2 separate regions of the Homo sapiens genome follow, and region 1 is linked to region 2. Evidence: chromatin loops called from intact Hi-C (ENCODE). Cell type or tissue: ascending aorta. All regions are shown on one strand. Each heading gives the region's core, and the rest is flanking DNA. Links, peaks and the distances in the headings are about the cores only. Region 1 overlaps LPP (LIM domain containing preferred translocation partner in lipoma). Region 2 overlaps LPP (LIM domain containing preferred translocation partner in lipoma).

The links. A loop is a pair of places that touch in the nucleus more often than their neighbours do. Peaks named below come from ENCODE experiments on the same cell type or tissue, not always from the same donor. Only the 100,000 strongest peaks of a DNase experiment are listed, where the experiment ranks them.
Region 1: a loop joins it to region 2, with 4 times the contacts of the local background. A loop is called at or near these places in 20 of 110 quality-filtered maps.

The regions. Positions count from the first base shown.
Region 1 is chr3:188,259,907-188,272,056 of GRCh38, forward strand. All of the region lies in intron 2 of LPP (LIM domain containing preferred translocation partner in lipoma), which reads left to right. Among named protein-coding and RNA genes, the nearest start is that of FLJ42393, 87 kb to the left of the region's middle. In ascending aorta, for the core only: no CTCF peak of the experiment used is centred there; DNase peaks (open chromatin) are centred at 6,312, 6,445, 6,915 and 7,255; H3K4me3 peaks cover 2,417 bases; H3K27ac peaks cover 5,000 bases.
Region 2 is chr3:188,207,139-188,219,288 of GRCh38, forward strand. All of the region lies in intron 1 of LPP (LIM domain containing preferred translocation partner in lipoma), which reads left to right. Among named protein-coding and RNA genes, the nearest start is that of FLJ42393, 35 kb to the left of the region's middle. RefSeq lists an enhancer at 6,855-7,004. In ascending aorta, for the core only: no CTCF peak of the experiment used is centred there; DNase peaks (open chromatin) are centred at 4,603, 5,583, 6,946 and 7,552; H3K4me3 peaks cover 4,711 bases; H3K27ac peaks cover 5,000 bases.

The sequences.
Region 1 (12,150 bases), core at 4,846-9,845, 54 kb after region 2:
ATGTCTTTAAATGACCTTCTTTTTTTTTTAATATAAAGGCAATATATTCTCATAGAAAATTCAGAAACTGTAAACAGGGTTAAAGAAGAAAATAAAAATCAACACTATCACTTTCACCTATTTATTATTCTTATTTTATTTATTTATTTATTTATTTTTAAGGCAGAGTCTCTTTCTGTCACCCAGGCAGTGGCACGATCTCGGCTGACTGCAACCCCTGCCTCCCAGGTTCAAGCGATTCTCCTGCCTTAGCCTCCCAAGTAGCTAGGATTACAGGCATGCACCACCACCAAGTCCGGCTAATTTTTGTATTTTTGGTAGAGACAGGGTTTCACCATGTTGGCCAGACTGGTCTTGAACTCTTGACCTCAAGTGATCCGCCTGCCTTGGCCTCACAAAGTGCTGGGATTAGAGGCGTGAGCCACTGTGCCTGGCCACTTCCACCTATTATTAATGAAACCTGTCCTATTTAACAAAAACGATAATGTGGGGTGTCTTGTGCTTGGAGCTTGGAGAAAGGAATTTGCCTCTGTTTTTTTAATGACTTATGGCAAGGCCAGTATGACCAGTAAGTGGGCTGTTTATTATTATTATTATTATTAATCACCATTGTCACTGATAGAAATTGTCACTATTGTCACTGATAGAAACCAAGATAGAAATTGTCACTATTGCTATAGCCCCAAGAAGGACCTCATGGCTGCATAACGATTGAGCACCTTATATTTACACAATGCTTGGTTGTTGTTTTTTAAGGCAACTGTGACTCAACAACAGCTGTTTGAGAACAGCTCCATCCCAGATGAAATCAGAGGAACCGAAGTTTAAAAAGAAAGTGTTTCTGGGCTGGGCGCGGTGGTTCACGCCTGTAATCCCAGCACTTTGGGAGGCTGAGGCGGGCAGATGGTTTGAGGTCAGGAGTTTGAGAGCAGCCTGACCAACTTGGTGAAACCCTGTCTCTACTAAAAATACAAAAAAATTAGCAGGGCGTGGTGGTGCATGCCTGTAGTCCCAGCTACTCAGGAGGCTGAGTCAGGAGAATCCCGTAGTCCCAGCTACTCAGGAGGCTGTCAGGAGAATCCCTTGAACCCGGGAGGCGGAGGTTGCAGTGAGCTGAGATAGTGTCACTGCACTCCAGCCTGGGCCACAGAGCGAGACTCCATGTTAAAAAAAGAAATGTTTCTGAGCACTAAAGACAATTTGAACAAGGCAGAAAAGTACAAATAGGAAAACAATAATCTTACTAGATTGTTTGTTTTTGAGACAGCATCTCCCTTTGTCATCCAGGCTGGAATGCAGCAGCACGATTATGGCTCACTGTAGCTGCGAACTTCTGGGCTCAATCAACCCTCCCACCTCAGCCTTCTAAGTAGCTGGGACTATTCTGTAGTGATAATCCTTGTTAAAGTTTTGGAAAATACCTTTTTTAGAGTCTCTCTTTCTCTCTACACAGACACACACACACACATACACACATGCAACTTTTATGTGAATGACGGCATTTACAATTTACGTAAATTACTGCAGGTGCTATCATTTATTTTTTTCACTCAGCAATATGCCTTGAAAAAATTTTAAGTCAATCAACATACAGATATTTGTCATCTTTTAAATAGCTATAGATTTTCGCTCAGACTCAAAGTCTAATTTTTAAAGAAGTGACTGTTATATTTAAATCATATATAGCTTCATGATGAAAAAAGGAAAAACAATTCTTGGGACCGGACATGGTGGCTCATGCCTGTAATTCCAGCAGTTTGGGAGACCAAGGTAGGAGAATTGCTTGAGGTCAAAGGTTTGAGACCAGCCTGGGCAACACAGTGAGACCCTGTCTCTCCAAAAAAAAAAAAAATATATATTAGCTAGATGTGGTGGCACATATCTGTAGTCCTACCCACTCAGGAGGCTGAGGAGGTGGGAGGATCGCTTGAACCCAGGAGTTTAAGGCTGCAGTGAGCTAGAACGGTGCCATTGCACTTCAGCTTGGGTCACAGAGTGCAACTCTGTCTATAAAACAAAGACAAAAGCACCACAGTTCGTTAGATATAACTGAATATTATCTTCATTTCCTACTGTAGTGGTTCTTAGAAAGGTTGTTTCTTAAGTTAGAAACTGTTGCCTAAGTATTTAGGATGTGGCAGGCACTGTGCTACATGCTGGGGTTGACGAATGCATGGGATTCGGCTCTCTCCCAGGCTGGTGGGAAGAGGACACATCTAGAAGCCAGGGTATATACCCCGAAGGGGTTTGAGGCAGTGCAGAGTTGATGATGATGGTCTCCAGCCTGCCTTTCCTTTACAAAAATGAGGAGACTGCATCTCACATTGCCAACGAGCTGCTTGACTCTACCGATATTCCCTACCAAGCACGATTATGGGTAGTCTTAAAATTCTTAATAATAAAATAGATATTGAAAATAGTGTTTTTTTTTTTAACAGTGAAAGTAATATGTACTCATGTATAGGTTTTCAATATACAGGAAACTATAAAATGAAAAGGATTGTACCTGTAATCCCACCCCTTACAGCTAACTACTGTGACATTTTATTTGTAGAAGTCCATTTTGCTATCAGACCTCAAGTTTTAAAATCTTAACTCACCCTCTGTAACCTAGTTCTCAGCTCTATTTTATGTAACGTTTTTAAAGGATTCAAGATTTAAAATAAACTTATCTCACCCCAAATGCACTTGTATATTTTTGACACCCCCTCATCTCTCTCTCTCTCTTGTCTCTCTCTCTTCTCTGTCTCTCACTCTATCTCAGTTCTCTTTCTCCTCTTCTTTCTCTCTCTCCTCTCTCCTCTCTCTGTCTTTCTCTCTCTGTCTCACACACACACACGGGGAAAAAAAATCACTCGAGTTAAGAATCAGTCTCTCATTTTACAGATAGGAAAACTGAAATCTAGAACTTGTCTGAAATCATGTTAAAAAAAAAAAAGTGGTAATCTGTGCTCGAACCCAGGTCTCCTGAATTTTCGTTCAGTGCTTTTTCCATTCTACAGTGATGCCTCCTTACTAGGTCATAGAAACAGTGGCAGAGGGAGAAAAGGAAAAATACGTCAGCTCCAAAGAGTGCAGTTTTTTTTTTTCTGTGTCCTTTAGCTGAGCTATTTTTGTGACTATTCAGTACATGTACAATGCTGCCTCTTGGAGTGTTCCGGCTAGACTAAGAGGCCATTCACTGCTGACTGCAGCCATGCCATCCCTCCATGGAATCCTCGGCCCGGAAATCAGATGGGAACAAACTATTCCAATATACAAATCAAATTTCAGAGTCTGAGTGTACACAGAAAAATTACTGGATATCCTGTTGGACTATGTACATAACAATGACACAGTGATTTATGAGGGTATGATGGGGCAGAGGGTAGCGGGTGATGTTGGAGTTGATTCATCACTTAAGCGCTAATCCATTCACCAGCTCCAGTCAGACTTCAACACAAATGCCAAATTATTCATCTTCCCTAAATCCAACCCTATTATTTTCTCTCTCAAAACCTTCAGTTGCTTCCTTTTGCATATGGAAGAGAGCGTGGACTCCTCCATCTGGCATTTAAGGCTTTCTATGATCTGTCCTCCCAGACATTGATAGGCTGTGGAGATACAGTAAGGTAGTTGTTATGAGCCACACCTTGCAGCCAGGCTGCTCCAGCACCAAGCAACACTTTCCCCGGGAGGTTGCTGCACCTCCCTGCTCCTCACTTTCCTCATTTGTGGAATAGGAATAGGGTCATTGTGAGAATTAAATAAGTTAATATTTGTAAAGGGTTTAACAGTGACTAGCTCATAATCCGTCACGTAGAAAGTTTTTTCTTAGCTCATTTAATAAGTACCTTTCTAACCCATCACTGATAGCATTTTTCTTTTGCACCAGACTTCTTTCTAGTCATTGCTGGGAGCGTCCTCTCATTTTCCTGCCTCCCTGTAGCTGTCACTCTCACTCCTAAACTGTTGGCGTTCTCATTTTGGCTTGCCCAAATCTTACGCATTCTTTTAAGTCCATGTTCAAGTGAATCCTCACTGATTTTGTTCTTCATTCATCCCCTTAACAGACTTTTATGGAGGGTCTACTGTGTGCAAGGTGTATTATGTAGGAAGCCTTCCACAGTTCCCAGAGCTAGGTGAGCTCTGTCATGTAGGCCTGTCTTGTACATATCACCTTCGACATTGCTGAGCAGTTTGTGTTGGACATGTTTGATCTCCTCCCCTAGAATATAAACAGCTGGAGAGTAGGATGCTTATTAGTAGGTGCTTATTAAGCTTTCTTTAAAATGAGTAAGTGCACATGCTACCTTTTATAGATCTGTTACCTTCTAATGAAGGCAAGAACAATAGGAACAAACATTAGTTTTGTGTGTGTGTGTGAGAGAGAGAGAGACAGAGAGGGAGAGAGAAAGAGAGAGAGAGATTTTGAATGGGAATAATTATGAGGCCACATCTGAGGGCAAATAACCACTTCCAAGTTGAAGAAAGGCAAGGAGAAGACAGGAATGAGAGGAGAGCTGTAGCAGTCAAAGGAAACGGGATGAGAATATGTTATTCTCTGAATCATAAAGCATTTGCTCTGAGAAATGTTTTTCCTTAAGTGGTATAAAATGTAAAATGAATTGGGTCTTAGTTTTTCTTTTCCTCTTTAGGAGGTTGGAGCTGATTTTTAAAATGAGGTAGGGGAGGGAGGTGGGGTTTGGAGAAAGAAAGTGAAAATTGTTTTCTGAAACTCTGTTTGTCAAATAACTCTCTGGAGAGAAAGTTCAGAGGGTGAGGGCCTGCCAAAGCTGACCAGCAGCACACAGGCCAAATCGTTCTTTCGTCATTGTCCTGGTCACTTCCCCACCCCTGTTCGCCACCCCCAAACACCTTTTTTCTTCTCTCTCTCTCTCTCTGTGTGTGTCTCTCTCTCTTTCTTTTCTTTCCTTTTTTTTCTTTTTATAACATATGAATATTATAAGTAAGTAGCTGGAGAAAATAAAAAAGCAAAACAAAACACAAAGTAAGCAGATGATTTCAACCTGCAATTATTTGTCAGGTCATAAAAATGATGTGTCTTAGATTTATTTACCTGATCTCCTCATCTGTTTTCCACTGGAAGCCTTCTGCTCGCGTCACCCTTCTTCATTTAGTTCCCCAAACTTCCACCCACTTTCTGACTCAAAGCAGGAGAGAAGCATTGAACAAAACCACTGGATTTGGAGAAGAGAGAAAAGCAGCTTTTAAGAACTGACTTTAGAGGTTTAGCACGAATTAAATTCCTGGTCTTTTCTTTCTGCAGATTTTTCAGCTATTGTTGTTGTTTGTTTTGTTTTGTTTTGTTTTATGTTTCTTGAGTTTATCGCTAAAGATGCTTTTCCGTGGATGGCACAAAAGTTCAGCTATGGCCATGTGCTTACTGAAGGCCTGTATATGGAGGCATCACAGTGGCTGGCCTTGAAGAAATTAAGATAGTGAAAGAGGACCCCTGTCTGCGAAGAAAGAGCTCATGTTTGTGTGTGTGCTCATGCTTTGGGTGCTACAAGGAGACTGGTGTCTGGGGAAGGGAGGAAGGGTGATGGTTACAGGTATAGGTAAATAAGTTTTCCAACAGTTAACAATACTTGGAGACAAGCTACAGAGTGATCAATGCTAGAGTTAGGAACGCTGTGAGAAGGCAAGGTGTTCTGTTTGTGCCATTGGGGAGGGCTTTGCTGTGGGGATTGGGGGAAGGATATTGTTTTAGGCTTTGCTAGATGGCTAGGACTTTAACAAATAAGAAAGAAAGAGCTGAGTCTTTAAGACAGAGGGAATAGCAGAGACATGAAAATATCTAGAGAGATTGGGAGTGGGAGGCTGAGTCTGGAGGTGAGATATCTGTATCCAATCAGAGAAGTTTCCTATGCCTTCCTGTAATGTTGGAGGCTTCTTTTTTTTTTGGTAATCAGTAAGGAGCTGTCATGGGCTTTGTAAAAGGGCTGTGATAGGATTACTCTGGTGTGTGTGTGTGTGTGTGTGTGTGTGTGTGTGTATGTGTTTTGCTTTTACTTTATACATTTCAGAGTCTTTTTAGGAACTCTTAGGCAACCTTAACTCTGGGGAGTGTGCATTGCCTGTCTTTATATGTCTTTACTTCTCTGTTGCTGCCTGGTTCTGCTCCTTCTCATGCTTCTGTAACAAAGTGCGGCAATGCAGGCTTCTAGAAGGTGATGTGAGATCTCTGAGCAGACCATGTGTGTGTTCTTCCCATCCTTTTTTCCCCTCCCTTTCTCTTCCTCCTCCTCTTTCTATATCACCACCCTCACCAGCAGCAGCAGCAGCACTCCCCTCCCTAAAATAAATAAACCAGTCACTCCAAAGGTTCCAAGCACATTAGTCACATATCCCAGAAGTTTAATACAGAATTATTTTGACAGCGAGAACAAGAAGTGTTTTCTAGTTGAACGCACAGAACTTGCTTATTCCAACTGGGCTTTCTGCCGCACAGACAGATGATACGTTTTTTAGATGGATTGGCCGCACAGCGCAGGAGACTGTCGCTTCCCTTGGATACACAGCAAACTGCTCACTACCAAAAGTGGCTGGGGAGAAGATGTGAAAGGAGAGAGAGAGAGCGCGAGAGAGACAGAAGAGAAGAGGAGAGGGGAGGGGAGGGGAGGAGAGGAGAGACGGGGAAGACAGAGAGAGAGAGAGAGAGAGAAAGGAAATCAAGTTCTTATTATGTACATAACTTTCTCATTAATGGCTTCCATAAGTCACTGAGAGATTTCTTTGTGTTTATTTATTTATTTGGCTGCTTTGGAGCCATGAGTCCTTTTTTAAACCCGGGTTTATGTCTGTTCTAAAAAATGAGGACAGATCGAGTTATTGCCATGCGGGTGGCTCTCCAAGCATTCCAGTTGCATAGCTCTTCCAGAAATATTTCTTGACGCACTTATTTAGCACTTTCTATTGCCGTTACTGAGCAGATTACAGAATCCTCCCGGCCCTTTCACCAAACCCGTCTAGAGCTGGTATGGATCTACTTGTGCCTATCTGGCAGATAGAAAGATAGAGGAATGGGAAGGTGAAGTCCATTGTTACTCATGAAGGATTTTGACCAGTAACCTCAGAAGAGTCAGAAGAAGAGAAAAAGCATGTGCTCTCCTCTTTCCTGCTTTGCTTTTCTGCTTCCAAGTCCCTCCTCCAAGCAGGAAGATCTTTCCTGAGCAGCAGCGTACCTGGGTGTGAGAACCCAGAGGGAGTGTGGTGGAGAGACGTGAAGGGGTCAGTTCCTGGAACATTCTGTTCCCTCTAGCTCCCATGATCATTGACTTCTTGCCTCTCAAGTCCTTCTAGGGATCTCCAGGCTTTTGAGAGGCTCAGCTGACCTCGCTCACTGCTGTGCATGCTCTCTGGAGCTTTCTTGTCCTCTTTTGGTTGTTTCTTACTAGCCCCTCATTCCCAGGACTTTTTCTGAGGAATCTCTGTTAGTTCAGGTAATAACTGGCTGTGAAACCTACAATAGTAAGTTCTTTGGATGTCGGTGTTTTCAGATGTTTCTTCTTCATGGAAACTCTTTATAAATCCCTCACAAAATGGGATGTCAAATCTCAATATGTAAAATAATCAAAGTGCAGTTAAATGGTGGTGCTGTTGTTAAAAGGTGGAAGATCTCATAGGCTTCTAGCCAGGGCCGAGTTATCTCCCCAGAAGAGCTCTGTGCCTCTGTGGACCCACTTAGTAAGCCATTGTACTGGAGTTGCTTTAAGGCTCCCTACAGCCCTGATGACCTGTGCTCAGCATTCTTTCAGCTTTCTGCCTCTTTGTATATCTTTCAAGCTTGAGAAAGATCCTCTATAGATCAGGAAGATGTGTCCAGTAAGAGATTTGACCTTTGCTGGTTTCTTGACATGGGCTTTGATGAAACCCTTTTAGCATGCTCACTTTAGATGATTCTTCTCAAGGGGGATGTCAGCCCCAGGACCCCCCAGACCTCCATCCCTAAACCCGGGCTTGCGTGTCTGGCAACCCAGGGCCAGCACTTCGTTCTTACACTCAGCTGAGTGGTAGTCCTGCCACCATTGCTGTGGCTCTGGGACTATAGCCTCTGCCTTAGGAACACTTATGAGAGGAATCGATGGAATTCCAACTATTTTTAAGGATTTTTTTTTTTTTTTTTTTTTTTGCTGAGTTTGCATTGCAAAAGGAAGGTAGAGCACGGGCCATCTCTCCCTCCTCCACTTATATTTATTCTGCACCTACCTGCACGTGACACTCTGCTATTCTTCAGAGAAGGTTCTGACCTTTGTGACCACGCTTTACATTTTCACATTGCAAGGCAATTTCTAAAGAGCTTTTCCCAGCTAAGATCTCATTTGAGCCTCACAACAACTCTGGGGCAAAGGAGACTGTAAAACAAACAAAAACAAAAACAAAAAAAACAAAAACACAAAACCAAAACAAAAAACAACCCCCAAAAACCTTAGACAAATCTAATTCCACAGTTTAATTAAGCAAAGAACAATTCGTGAATTGGGCAGGCCCCAAACCAGATAATCTGGCACTGCCATTTGGTTGAAGAACATTTGTGGACAGAACAAAGAAGGTGACGGACAGAAAACACAAGTGAGGTACAGAAACAGCTGGACTGGTTACAGCTTGGTGTTTTCCTTATTTGAATAGGTTTGAACAGTTGGCTGTCTTTGATTGGCTGAAACTCTGTGAATGGTACAAGAGTAGGTTGCATCCTGTTTACACATCCTGTTAGGACGGAGGAGGCAGCTTTAGGCTAAACGTAATTTAACAAGATTCAATGAGATTATACCTGTACGCCCAAGTTCACAGTTAGGTAGAGAAGGATTGTGGGGATTTGAAGCTTAGGCTTACTGACTTACGCCATTGTGCCATATCATTCATTCTCCTCGTGGCAGGAATAATGAATGAATATTCTATTAACAGGTACTACCTATTAACCGCTTACATATATTTCAAATGTTACTAGGTAGATACTTTTTACAGGCCTATTTCATCTTCTCAACAACCCTATAAGGTAGAAATTATTATGTCCAGTTTGTTGATGAATGGCTAGAAATATAGAGAAGATAAATAACTTGCTCAAGGTTATACTTCACAGAATTGATGGACCTCGAATTCTAATTAAGATTGCTGCCTCCAGGGGTCTATCAGTATAGGATGTGATCTTTACCCATCCTGAGTCCTAGGAGATATAAAACATGCTGTTGAAATAACAAAGCTGGTTTGTGGGTGATCATATACTATAGTAAATACGACATACTGTTAAGGGTTAATAGGTGGCTGTTTTCTGTGTTTGTTCCTGGAGATCGTAATATCTTTATGCTGTTCCTTCTACTTCCTTTTTCAATTTTATGAGCTCCATGTTGAAATTATGAGTCCTTAACCCTATTGAACTGTGTGCCATTGGGCAAGTTGTTTCTATTTCTGGGGTATTGATTTCCCCGTCTCAAAATAAATATCTTTTCCTGCTCCGATCATTCTTTCCTTTTAAGTATTACCTGGCTGGTGAATGTTTATATTGAATTCTCTTTGTACAATTCCTTTCAACAATATTGCTTGGAATTATAAAAACTTAATAATTGTTTTAAATTGAAATGACAATTGCAGGTTATCCTTGCTTTCAAAAAGATTTTGTTTCTGAAATGTAGCTTGTTAAAAGTTTGGAAATAAAGCATCACATGAAGAAATAAAGTTATATCAAGAAAGATGCCTAACACATGTTCTGATTGGCTAGCTGGTTGTGCCTTTTTTTTTATGTGTGTGTGTGTGTGTGTGTGTGTGTGTGTGTGTCACTCTGTCTCCCAGGCTGGAGTGCAGTGGTGCGATCTCGGCTCACTGCAACCTCCGCCTCCTGGGTTCAAGCGATTTTCCTGCCTCAGGCTTCCCAGTAGCTGGTACTACAGGCGCGTGCCACCACGCCCTAATTTTTGTATTTTTAGTAGAGACGAGGTTTCACCATGTTGGCCAGGCTGGTCTTGAATTCCTGACCTCAAGTGATCCACCCACCTTGGCCTCCCAAAGTGCTGGGATTACAGGTGGGAGCCACTACACCTGGCCGTGCCTTGTTTTTTAGTATCAGTTTTTTCTTTTCTTTTCTTTTCTTATCGTTTCTTTTCTTTTCTTTTCTTTAGGGTATGATTCTATTTATTTGAAGTTCCAGAAAAAGCAAAACTAATCTGTGGTAATAGAAAATCAGAGTATAGTGGTTGTTCGCAGGAAAGAGGTGGTATGAGATTGCCTGAGAATAGGCAAAAGAGAACTTTTCAGAGTGACAAAAGTATTCTGCATCTTTGATAGGAGCACGGATTACTTAGATGCTTTCCTTTTTCTCAACTGGCCTAAGTTTCTTTTTCTTTCTAATGCTTGTATAAGAACAACCTTCGTTCCCAAACACACAGACGTGTGTGTGTGGACACACACACACACACAAACAATTCTTCAGAAAGAAAGCCTCTTACGTGTGTTAAACTTGCCACTTTTTTCTCAAAATGTGCTTTGTATTTCTTTGGGTGAGCAAAAGAAGAATCTTCCTCTTCTCAAGTTCAGAGTTTGAATCAATTCTTCCTGTCTTTTGCATTTCAGTAAATGTTTCCTAGATGGATTCATCGGTTTTCCAGTAAAGACAAACAGCTCAGAAGCCAGATTACATTCATACCCAAGGCCTGAGTTCTGTGACCCAGGCATCAGAGCTCAGTGCCATATATGGCGAAAAGAGGAACAGGAGCAGGAGTGGAGGGAGAATGCCAGACATGCAATGCATTCCTCAGAAATGTGCATTCATAACTGGCAAAACAGGACCCTTGCTGGTTTCCATCTTATGCAGAACATGAACTGTGAAGTTTTGAGAAAGAAGCTAATGTTCCAAGCATCTGCCACAGGGAACAGTTTATTTTCCCTTTTCTTTTTGGTCACATGTCGGTTTAATTTGGAGTCAGTGTTTAAGTCAATGCTGGCATGGGGTGAAGACTAAGAAATTGTTCTTGCAGTCAGCAGACATGGGTTCTCAGCCCAACTCCACTGCCACCCAGCTGCAAAACTCTCCTTGGCTTGTTTTTAATCAATGGCAAAGTAGCAGGGTTGAATTTGATGATCTTCGAGATTTCTACTATTTCTGTTTTCTTTGGTTCTAATTTTGCCCGAGATTTTCCAGTTCCTGTGGAATTCCCCAGTGAAAGCATTTTCTAATTCTTCCAAATACTTTTTGTGGCTTGAACTTAAAAAGACAAAAACAAAAATCCCAGTCTTGAATTTTTCTTTGTGATTTCCTGAAGTATGTTTTGGATGCATTATGAATCTTCAATTGACAGATTATTTCTTGCTCGGGGTAGAGAAGAATGCATTTCCTGCATCTTCATGGTCTTCTTTCACTTGCCCCTCTTATTGTTGGAGAAGAAATGTAGGTATGTTCAACACATAGTTGCAGGGACAGCTGTGCACTAAGCAAATGCAGACTTTTAATGACCTTGATAGTTGTCTGCTTCTCTCATGCATTGAAGCCTTTTCTGTGGAAGAAGTGGGAGCAGCAGAAGGCAGATTCCACAGCTTCCTCACACCTCAAGAGACGGAATTAGGGATGTGAGACTGAGGTGTTGGTTTCCCAGTCAGTAATCGGATGAGACACTTTGCTGTCACAGATGTTAAGAAGGTTAACAAGAAATAGAATTGTAAAACTCTGGCCCTAAGGTGGACTACGGTCACTTTCACTTTGAGATAAGGCATGATTTTAAATGCTCCTATTGGTCTTTATGGGTTCTGTAGTCTATTTTCAACAGACTAAAATTGTCTTGTTGCAAAAGTTTGCAATTTTCTGCTTCTTTGGGAGAGGGTTCAAACCAAAGTTGTCCTCTTCCCTTTCTCTTCTGAAAGGATGACGTTAGTTTCTCAGCTGAAATAAAGGAAGGAGGAAGTTTCCATTGGGTCTTAGGAAAATATTCCAGCATTGGGCTTTAATGGCAGCTGATGTCCCAAACTTGTGCACAATGGCTCCGAGAAGGCCATAGTGGTTTAAGAGGCACCCATAATAGTCCCTTTTATTCATGCTGAGAATGAAGAACCAGGGGCAACACTAAAGAAACCTGCACTTGGCTTTTCCTTGCTGCTTGTGGTCCCTTTCCTGGAAGCTGCTATAACACAGCCACCAAGTCCTGGGAGGAAGAGAAGGAGGGG
Region 2 (12,150 bases), core at 3,629-8,628:
CTACCTTTCTGAGTTAACTTCTGTTTATTTCTATCCATCTGCCCACTTCTCTCACTAGTGACCTACACATTTTCTTTTTTTTTTTTTTCTTTTCTTTTTTTTTTTTTTCTTGAGGTGGACTCTTGCCCTGTTGTCCAGGCTTGAGTGCAGTGGCATAATCTTAGCTGACTGCAACCTCTTCCTGCCGGGTTCGAGCCATTCTCCTGCCTCAGCCCCCTGAATAGCTGGGATTACAGGCACACACCACCACGCCTGTTTAGTTTTTGTATTTTTAGTAGAGATGGGGTTTCACCAGGTTGGCCATGCTGGTCTTGAACTCCTGACCTCAGGTGATCCGCCTGCCTCGGCCTCCCAAAGTGCTGGGATTACAGGTGTGAGCCACCGTGCTCCACCCACATTTTCTAAGCTTGATTTTAACTTGCTGGTCTTTGTCATATCTTCTCAGTCATTGCTGGGGTTCAAATCTTTCTTTTCTTTTTCTTCTTTTTTTTTTTTTTTTTTAAAGATGGGAATCTCACTATGTTTCCCAGGCTGGTCTTGAACTCCTGGGCTCAAGTAATACTGCCTTGGCCTCCTGAGTAGCTGGGACCATAGACATATGCCACTGTGTCTGGCTTAAATATTTCCTTCTGTCGGAATGCCCTTTGTTCCTTCATCTGTGCCCCCCTGCTCCATCCTCTTTTAATTCCTAGCCCAAAAGTCTAACCCACCCATTGGGAGGGATTCTGCAGAACTCATAGAGTTTACAACATCTTGTCCTTCAATTGCAGTCAGTCTCTGTCTTGAACTGGATTTGTGAGCTCCTTGAAGTTGTTTGTATCTCACAGCTCTTTGCTGTAACATCCCTGGGGATTCAAGCACGCACACATAGTAGATGCTCACACATCTATGCAATAAATTACTTTAGTGTCTTTCTCAAATGATCAGCACAGGAAGCAAATGATAAAATGCAAACCAGAAAACAGACCTCACTGGGCTCTGTGCTTGTCAGCCTTGGGAATGGATTTCTGGCGAAGATCCGGCCCCTCTACAAATGACAGAGATGACTTGGCTCTTTTCAGGAATTGAAGAGAATCCTGACAAGTGGCATGTTGGGAAAGGCCTGAAGGAAGCCAGACCAGCTTGCTCTCAGAGCTCCTTGGGTCCCCTGCGGCCCCCAGGTGATCTTCAGCAAGACCTGGTATGTAAATGAGCCTCATCTGCTGGCTCAGCCTGCTGCCCACTGCTAGGGATGCTAGAATTCCAGGGTAAGCTTCTGTGAGCCGGGCTGGGAGGTTTAGTGGGTTGGAGATTACTAGCTTTTTGGTATCTGCAGCTTGAAATACCTTGTGCCCTTGATTAATTCATGCTTGGGAGCATCCTCAGTGCTCTCTGGAAAATAGCTCCTTACTGTATGTTTATTTCCCCACGGGCTTATTTCAGAGAGACTGGAGCCTGTGTTTCTAACAGCTTCTCCAAGGAAAACATCGCAGGCCACGTTTCCGGAACTGAGAATCTCAGGGGGTCTTTGAAACGTCCATCTCTATTACCTCCTTTTGGCCCAGCATTTGCTTTTAGCTGAAAAGGGAGATTTTGTCTTGAGCCTTCCTGTAGACATATGTGACTTGGAGTTTGAAAATCTGACAGCTGCTGCTGAGCTTTGAACTGCAAGAGTGAGCAGCATATAGACATAACCCCGTAGAACATCAAATCATTTTCCTTTAATTCCCAGAGACTTAATGTTTCTTTGTCTTGCGAATGACCTCACTGCTTTTTGTATTTGTAATGGAATGCACAGTCATTTGTAAGTAATCACACAATAATCCCTTACACTTTTATAATGCCTTACCCTTTTCCATAGGGCTTTCACTCTCATTATCTCATATGATCCTTATAACTGCTCTGAGATATAAGCAGAGCGCCTATTTTAATCTCCAATTTTCAGGTGTAGAAACTGAGGTTCAGAATAAAGTTAGCCAGAGTTAAAACAGTTAGTATGTAGCAGAATTGGAAAGGGAGTCTACAGAATTGGAACTGGAGTCTCCTAAACCAGTGTTTCTTTTGCTCCTTATTGCTGGTGTGACCTTGGGAATATACTTAACCTCTCTGAACCTCAGTCTTCCTATCACTAAATTGGGTATAATACTACCTCCTGGGATAGTTGTTGGAAGGGATTCAATGAGACTGGGAAATCATTTAATAAAAGGTAGAACACACTAATAATGGGAGGCATCATTGTACTTACTACATGGGCCTTGACGGCGAACAGTGCCATCAGAACTGTGAAAGAAAATAACATTTTTTCTCTCTTTTTAGAAAGACACAGGTTCAGAATGGTGTTGTCAGGGATCACAAGCTCCCAGCCCCGTGATTAGCAAATTGACCCTGCTGCCCTGTCTGCTGGCTGCTTTCTTATTCTGAGAATTGTGTTGACAAGACCCTCTTTTCCTACAGAGCTCTCTCTTAATGTTGCTTGGAATAGCCTTGTGTCCTGGAGACAGTTTTAGGTCTGGCAGGATCTGAGAACAGGAGTGGGGATCTTGGAATGGGATCTGCATCCCTGAGCTTCATCCACAAAGGGTGGGAATGTGGCTTGGGCTGTGGGGTGGAGGTAGATGAACAGCTGGACTTGCAGGTCTATCTTCTGTTGTTTCTCAATAAAGTAGACAAGTCCATCTGATGGGTGTTTAGTAGGGTATGACTTGTGAGTCCACAAGGCCAGCAGTATATATGCTGAATGGACTGCTTAGCAGTAACACACTGGAAAAATCCAAAAAGAATGGATTTCAAGTTGGCAAAAAATGCATTAGAAGTCAGCAGTGTGATGTGGTCAGGAGAACAACCAGAGTGACTGTGGGATGAGGTCTTGGATAGCTTTGTTTCTATATACAGTCAGCCCTCTGTATCCATGGTTTCTGCATCCATGGATTCAACCAACCAAGGCTCGAAAATATTAAAAAAAAAAAAAATCCAACCATAAAAAAATACAAATAAAAAAACCAATATAATATAACAACTGTTCACATAGCATTTGCATTCTCAGGTATTATAAGTAATCTAGAGATGCTTTAAAGTATACAGGAGATACTACCTCATTTTATATAAAAGACTTGAGCATCTCTGGATTTCGGTATCTCAGGGGTCCTGGAACCAATTCCCCATGGATACTGAGGGAACGAGTGTACATACTCACCTACAAAAATTCCAAACCAGTGAGACAGACATAGGTTGAAATATGGTCCTGAGAGGCAGAACGTGAAGCAAGGGATGGAAGGCCGGGGAGGAACCAGATTTCAGTTCCGTGTAAGGAAGAACTTTCTGATGGAAAGATGGAATTTGCAGTGGCAGGAGATAATGATCTTTGCTTCACTGGAGACCTCAGGAATACCAATGGGGCAGGCACTGGGCTTAATGGCCTTTATGGCCACTTCTAATTTTGAGATCACAGAGCTAGGAGGATGAGAGGCACACATATATTGAAGGAACTGAAGGGTCTCTCTCTATGTGGATGTGGAAACTGATCTCCAAATGTTTGCAAGATGGAGGGTACGTTTAAAATATTTCATTCTGGTTTTCATATTGATCTCTGTGGCTCTCCCCTTGGTCTTTGGTTTTTAAAGCTTAAGACCATTCCCAGAAGCTCTTTTCCATGGAATAATCTCCTTTCTTTGCTGGAATGCTCCTGTTGGGATGCAGGAAGGGACTCTGAGCTCCTGACAGAATGAAGACCACCCCTTTTTGCTCTCCAGACCTAATTTTGACGTCCCACGCCCACCCGCTGAGGAGGGTTGCAATGGCGAGATCTCTGTCCTGAATTCTGGTTCTGGCATGCAGTGGAAGGCCCTCTGATTCTGTTTCCTTACCTATTTTAATAGTAACTTATATTTGTGTTCCTTCATTAAATGTACAATAAATAATAAATGTTTGCTTACGGCATGCTTGTTAAGTATAAAACAAATAATCAAAATGAATGTGTAATGACCCTTTGGATAGACCAAGTAGAAGCTGCTTTTAGGACACATGATTGGACCATTTCTAGATATCTGCCTAATTTGTAAATGAAAAATATGTAAGCTACACAAGGAGCACTGACTCGTCTAAAATCTTAACGACTGACTGATTTGGGCTTGGGGTTTGGGGCTTGGGTCCTTCATGCCCTGATCAGAGCTGTTTATAGCTTGAAGACTTCCTGGGGGTGAGAACAAGCAACCTCTTGGTGCAGTCCAAAGCCAGGAAATGGGTGACGATTTTGAAAAAGGACTCATCTGACCTCCAGAAAGCCTTTACAACCAACAGTAGAACGAGATCACTAAGAAACAGAACCACCGGGAAGCCAAGATGTGGTACTTGGATTCCCATCTCGGAGCACCTCCTATATCCCGACACACCATTTCCCCTAGTGTCTGATCTCTCTTTCTCCTCCTTTAATTCAGTCTGGAGTCATTTTAGATCAGATTCATTCCTGATTGGCTTCACTGCTCCAACTTAGTCATCACAGAACCTTAGGGTTGGAATCCATGTTACAAGTTAAACTGAGCAATTCACCCCCACTTTTCCTGACAACAGTGTTCTCTTGAGAGTCTGGTTTTATTCTGAGTCTTCCAGCCCGGTGTCTGTGCCCATGAAGGACTCATGCCAAATTACATTCTCAGGAGGACTCCCAGACCAAGAGACTCTGGGCTTGGGCGTGAGAGACTTGGGGCTGTTCTTTTTCTTTTTTTTTTTTTGAGAAGAAGTTTCACTCTTATTGCCCAGGCTGACATGGAGTTTCACTCTTATTGCCCAGGCTGGAGTGCAATGGCACAGTCATGGCTCACTGCAACCTCCGCCTCCCGGGTTCAAGTGATACTCCTGCCTCAGCCTCCCAAGTAGCTGGGATTACAGGCACACACCACCATGCCTGGCTAATTTTTGTATTTTTAGTAGAGACCAGTTTTCACCATGTTGGCCAGGCTGGTCTTGAACTCCTGACCTCAGGTGATCCTCCCGCCTTGGTCTCCCAAAGTGCTGGGATTACAGGTGTGAGCCACTGTGCCCGGCCGAGAGGAGTTGTTTTGAGACTCACCTGCCATCATAGGAACCATAGCTTAAATTCTTGTGACCTTTTCAGGTGCATCTCCCAAAATATCTCCCCTCCACCAAATTAATGATTTATTTCATAAATTTAGTTGCATTCTGGATGGTCTCATTCTTAAGATGAGCTTAAAGCCTTTCAGACCAGTCACTTCCTTGTTTGGGGTGGAGGAGGTTTTTTCCTGGAATAGGACAGTGTATGGAAGGGTTGAGAATCCACTTCTTTAGCGGTTAATAATTTACTCCGAGTAAGGAATTCTTTGTTAAAGTGGGGCATGTTCTTCAAGTGCCAGAGAAGAGAGAAGGGTGATTTTTCTGACATCCTCCAGCCTGCTTCTCCATATTTGGAAATGTTTACCCACCAGGCTGATCTATTGGAAGAGAGGGAGGTGACTCAGGGTTTAGGAGAAGCAGGATTTGAATTCTTGTTTCCAGAAACAAAGTCGTCCCCCCACCCTGCCCCCACCCTTCCCCCTTCATTCCTCTGTCCCTTGTTCTGGAAGCTGAGGCGAGAATGTCTCAGTTCTGTTCCCTTCAGGCTTCGAGACCACCGCCTTGCTGTGTCCCGTAGTGGACTGAGGGCCTGCAAGAGGGAGTGAGGGCTAGTGGAGGGCCAGCTGCCTGTGGGGGCTGGACATCGTGTGAGTACATCATTACTGCCATTTCTGCTCACAGACCTGGGGCTTACAGCCTGTGGGCTGGCTCACTTGCATGGTGATGGGACACGTTGCTGGGAGTGCTGGTCACTTTTATTTGGGGGTGTGGACAGCTGCTTTCCCAGGGGAGTACTTCTTACAGTGGGATTTCAAGACAAGATCGGCCTGAAGAAAAATTATATTTGTATATTTTTTAAAAAGTAGGTATTTCCTCTCATCTGAGGCCTAACTTGAGTTGGGTAGAAAGACAATTTGGGAGTGCTGTTGTCTGATGATTAAGGCTAAAGCAACAAGCTGGAAGGGATGTCGGGATGTCTGTGGACATGTAGGGAGGGGTAGTTTTAGCTTGAAAACAGTTATGGTGGGATTTAAGAGTATGCAAAATGTTGATGTGTAGCATTTGCACAGCATCCACGGTCTGGAATACCTTGTGTGCAGGTCACTGTGTAGATTTGATGAGTTGTCAGAGTTGGAAGAGTCCTGCAGAGTTTTCAGCACATCTGTCTAATTTCACAGTGTGAGATAATGGGCAGCAGAGACCCAGGCCCTGAAGACAGATGGCTCATTATGTGGGATTAGAACCCAGATCTTCTCTCTCAGTTCGTTCTCCTTCCCCTAGACTTAAGCTGCCCCCTCTATTGCGAGATGAGGAAATTGGGAGATGTTAGAACTGTCCACACTTACTAATCTAGTTGGTGGGAAATTGAGGACTAGAACCTACTTCTAGTTCAGACCTCTTCCCGTTAGGATATATGGGCTCAGATGCCTAGATTTGTTGTTTTTGTATGAGGCTCTTTTCTTTTCTTTTTGTTCTTTGATTTTTACTTACCTTTCCCTTCTTTTGTTCATGTGAATGTCGTATGAATGCAACCTTCTGCTCTCCTTTGCTCCCTATATCTTTCTCTTTCACGAAAGGGGATGATCACTTGTCCAAAAGGCAGAATGAATAGTGTGGAACTTCCTTTCTATCCATGGAAGTGAAAATTATGCAATTTTCCCTGAGAGAAATTCAGCAAGGCTTCCCATCTGAGCCTCTACCACTATTCTTGAAGCTGTAAGAATTCTGGAATATTATGCCCATTCAAAGGTGAGTCCTGATTCTGATTAGATTTTAAACACACACACACACACACACACACACACACACACACACACTTTTTAAGCCTACCAAAGCAGGATAGAGACCCAGAAGACACCGACCTATTACGTCACCTCAGATGTTTCACAGCCATCAGGAGTAACTCTTTGTAGTCAGCTCAGTTTCAGATCAACTTTTTTTTTTTTCTTTCTTTCTTTTTTAGACAGAGTCTTGCTCTATCGCCCAGGCTGGCTGGAGTGCAATGGCGCGATCTCGGCTCACTGCAACCTCCGCCTCCTGGGTTCAAGCGATTCTCCTGCCTCAGCCTCCTGAGTAACTGGGATTACAGGCATGCACCACTAGGCCTGGCTAATTTTTGTATTTTTAGTAGAGACAGGGTTTCACCACGTTGGCCAGGCTGGTCTCAAACTCCTGACCTCAGGTGATCTGCCTGCCTTGGCCTCCCAAAGTGCTGGGATTACAGGCATGAGCTGCTGCACCTGGCCTCGGATCAACTTGAGGGCCTTATTTTCCAGTGCAGGGAAGATGGTAGAAATATGTTTTGGGGAAGCATTTTATTACCAGTGGCATTAGGTGGCAGATGTAATAGAGCAGAGGAAGTGCTCTGAGACCTATGTTTGTTCTGGCCAGTTTTAAAGAGAGGGGAAGCGACTCTCTAATCTGCTTTGAAGCAAGTGGGAGGAGGGAAGTTGCACAGGACTCCCAGGAACCTGTACACAATCTGTCTCCTTCTGTGACCAGCTGAGGCTGGGTGGTGACTGTAAGCCCTGTTCATGAGACAGGAGGAGAGAGCCTTGAAGAAGGAAAGCCTGGGGTGTTTTTCTGTGGTGCTGAGGGACAGGGACAGTAAGAGGTTGGAGTAAATAATACCAGTATGAATACTAATACTCTGAATAAGGACAGCTGACAAGCATTGGTTGCTTAATGGGTGCCAAGCACAGGGCTAAACACTTTACCTAAATTATTGTGGCACTATAGCTGCCTTTGAGTAGGAACTATTTTTTAAAATATTATTTTTAATTTTGGTGTAATACATATAAAATTTGCCATCTTGATGGTTTTTAAGAGTACAGTTCAAGCCTGGGCATGGTGGCTCACGCCTGTAATCCCAGCACTTTGAGAGGCCGAGGTGGGCAGATCACTTGAGCCCAGGAATTCAAGTCCAGCTTGGCCAACGTGATGAATCCCCACCTCTACTAAAAATACAAACATTAGCTGGGCCTGGTTGCATGCACCTGTGGTCCCAGCTACTCAGAAGGTGGGGATGGGAGGATTGCTTGAATCCAGGGAGTGGAGGTTGCAGTGAGCCAAGATTGCCCCACTGCACTTTAACCTGGATGACAGATCGAGACCCTGTCTCAGAAAAAGAAAAAAAAAAAAGAGTACAGTTCAGCAGTGTTAAATACATTCATATTGCTGTGTAATCAGTCTCCAGGCCTCTTTCATCTTGCAATCTGAAACTTTGTACCTATAAGCAACAGCTACCCATTTTCCTCTCCTCCAGCCCCTGGCATCCTCCATTCTACTTTCTTTCTCTATGAATGTGACTACTCTAGGTTCTGTATCTAAGTGGAATCATACCGTATTTGTCTTTTTGTGACTGGCTTATTTCACTAAGCGTAGTGTCCTTAAGGTTCATCCATGTTGTAGCATGGGTCAGAATTTCTCCTTTTTAAGGGTGAATTATATTCTGTGGTAATGAATATACCACATTTTGTCTATCCATTTAGGTACTATTTTTTAACCTCCATGTTATAGAAGAACAGCAACCAGAGACTTCAAAGGGTTAATTAAGTAAGTGGCCCAAAGTCACATAGTCAGTAGTGGAGACTAATTTTACCTAAGAATGGCATGTGATCAGGAGTAAGCAGATATTGGATTCTAATTGGCAAGAGTGTGACAAATCAGGGTGCTTCTCAACTGGATGGTGACACCTCCTTACACCTTGCTATGGCATTTCAATAAAGCAAGTGTTCCAAAGGGCTGTACGCAGCTATGCTTCCTTTCTTTTGTATTGGGCTCTAGGAAGCCCATAGCTAAATTTAAAGCTCACCTCTAGCAAATGGTATGAGACATCCAGCTCTTATTTTTTGTATCCCTTTCTCCTTTCTTTGCTTTATTTTCTCCTCTCCTTACCCACTTTCTCACTTAAATCATGAACTATTAGCATCTTTTGTCAGGTACCTCAGATCATTTCTGGAACAAGGCAGAATATATAGATATGTGGCATGATATCTAATATTTTAGTAATTATTAAGTCTGTGGAATAGTAGGCCAAAACTGGCCATGATTTTTCTGACTTGACTCTGCTCGTCTTCTTCTTCTTCCTTTTTTTTTTTTTTTTTTGATGGAGTCTCACTCTCTTGCCTAGACTGGAGTGCAGGGCGTGATCTTGGCTCACTGCAACCTCTGCTTCATGGGTTCAAGCCATTCTCCTGCCTCAGCCTCCCGAGTAGCTAGGACTACAGGCACTTGCCACTACACCCCACTAATTTTTGTATTTTTAGTAGAGACGGGGTTTCACCATGTTGACCAGGCTGGTTTTCAACTCCTGACCTCAGGTGATCTGCCTGCTTCAGCCTCCCAAAGTGATGGGATTACAGGCATGAGCCACCACACCCCACCTAACTCTGCTCATAATGCAATGTTTCATCTGGGCAATGCCCTGCCCCTTTCTGAGTCTCACTTTTCTCACCTGAAAGAGGAGGTTACTGTTGATGACAGTGAACATTTAGGCTGTGCTGAGTTTTACACTAAGCATCCTGTCTCTAACTCTCCCAACACTCCCACAAGGCAGGTGCTATTATCCCCATTTTACTTTTGAGAAAATTAAGGCCTAAAGAAGTGAGAAAGCTTGTCCAAACCGCTATAGCTCTTGGGCAAAGGCATTAGTGACCAATGTGTATTTGACTCCAAAGCCCAGGATGTTAGCCACAGTGCAGGGCTACTATCCTTTTATACAATCTGTCAGGCTTCTTCCATCCGTGGCATGTATTCATCTAATTTTATTAAATCTTTATTGAGTTTCCACTTAGGTGCCTTGCACTGTTCTGGGCATTATCCCAGTACTCGATTTAGAGCAAAGAGTAAGACACACACAACAACGATCTCTTGGTGCTTACACGCTGCTGCAGGTGTGTGAAGGAGGCAGATAAAGGAACACTTAAACAAGAGGGACTGATAAGTAACCCAAGGGAGGAGTCACAAAGGGCATTCTGACTGTGAGTGAGTGGGGAAGGACTCTGGGAGGTTATGTTTAAGCTGAGATCTGAGTGACAAGGAGGCCACCTTGTAGAAGTTGGGGGAAGAGCACTGCAGGCAGTGGAGACGGTCAATGCAAAGGTCAAGGCTGTGAAGTGGGAAGGAGTTTGTGTTTGAGGAACAGAAGGAGACTGATGTGCTGGCAGGATGTGGGCTGCAGGGGAAGAAGCAGGAGAAAAGAATAGGGTCTAGCAGGTGGTGGTAAGTGAGAGACCTGAGCTTCTTAGACCTGAGTCCAGATGTGATGGGTTATGTGTTACAGGCATCTTTCCAGCTGCTGTGGAGGGAACCTGATAGTAAAAGGGAGTCAAGGGTAGAAGCAAGAAGGTTAGGCTAGACTTTTACCGTAATTCAGGTGTGATGTGGTGGTAACTTTGACTAGGGCATAGAAGTTGGGCAGGAGAGGTAAGTTTGGGGCATGTTTGGGAGTGATCGTCTATAGGATCTCAAGTGTGATTTCCTTCAGAGAAATGCTGAGCTAAATGGGCAGGAATCTGGGATACTCAGAGGGAAATGAAAATAGGTGCCCTAGGGGGTTGCCCAGATAAGCAGCTGGCGTTCCAAGACCAAAGAGTATCTGTTTCTCACCCCTCTCCCATTTAGTTTCTAACCTTGAGCTTTGGGCCAGTGCACAGAGGATGGTGGCTTCCTGCCTTTGGCTTCCCAGCTGAGAGCTGTTGGAACGCCCCAAAATAAGCCCTGCAGAACGTGCAGCTTCCTTTGCTCTCCCTGGGTATTTTTGTAAAACATTCTTTCCCACCAAGAATGAGGAACGTTCAGAGTGATGCTGACTTTATGGGCTGTATTTAACATGTTGTTTTTTCATGGTGTTGTCTGTTCATGCAGAGATTTCTGTCTCCTGTAAACTCCCTGGTAAGGAATCTTCAATCTCCATGTGAGATGGGTCTGGAAGGCTCAGTGGGAGCCCAGAAGAGCTGGGGTTTGAAAGCCTCTCCTTGTCTTGAGGACTGGACTGCGGTCCAAGGGCACCTACCAGCCCTCTTTTTTCATTTACATTTGAATTCACAGTTGCTGCCCTTTGGCAGTTCCCTGTAATTCCTTTTAACAGGCTGGGCTTTCCTGCAGATACTTCATTTTTCAGGTCTTGGAGAAGTTAGGTAGTGGCTGAATCAGGTAGAGAATCCAAAATTCTGACCAAGCCCCATCCTCTAGCCACCAGGCCAAAGCAACTTAGCTTGTGACCTCATCCTCCTGTGTATCCCCTGGCAATCTTATACTATAATCAGCCTAAGCCCAGAGATGCTCAGAAATCATACACTAAGTCATCTAAAACTCATTTCTGAGGCTTTCTCATGCGCCCCTCTTGCAGTCTGTAGTTACCAGGTTTTCAAATAATTAGCATAATCTCTTAAAAACAGTGTTTTGTTATTGCTCATTCAAGTTTCTTCTAAAATTTCTTTTATATTACCTATTCATTGAGTTGACAAACATTTATTGAGTTCTTACTGTATGCCAGGCATTGTGCTAGGTGCTGGGGATTGATTCAAAGATAATTTGGAGGCGTATGGAAGGGGAGTGGATAATTACAGCACAGTGAGATAAGTGCTATAATAGGGGGATATATAAAGAGCCAGAAATAGCACTATGAATAACATCTTTGAACAAATTGCCTTCTTTTTTCCTTTTGGATTATTCCCTTATGTATATTGCCCAAAGTGGGATTACTGGGTCATTTAAAAGATGAAAACAATTTGGCACAAAAAGATGTAATGACTTGCCTGGGGAATACAGCTCAATTTTCAACAGAGAAAGAAAAAATTGTTGACAAATCCAGATTTAGATCACTTTACCAGGAAGATGGGGCAGTTTTTATACTACCCTTTCAACATGGTGGCTTTTAGGGGCGGGGTGGGGGGGATTTATTCTAAACATGTTAGCCTGCGTGTAGGAATCACACGTCCTCATATTTAATCTCACAACTTGATTGTTCTCACAAGAACCTAGCTGTATACATATTATCGTTTCCATTTTACAAATGAAGAAACTGCACCCTTGATAAAAGGAAGTAAGTTGCTCAAAATTCCATAGTTAATAAGTGTAGAATCCAAGGGTCAAGCACAG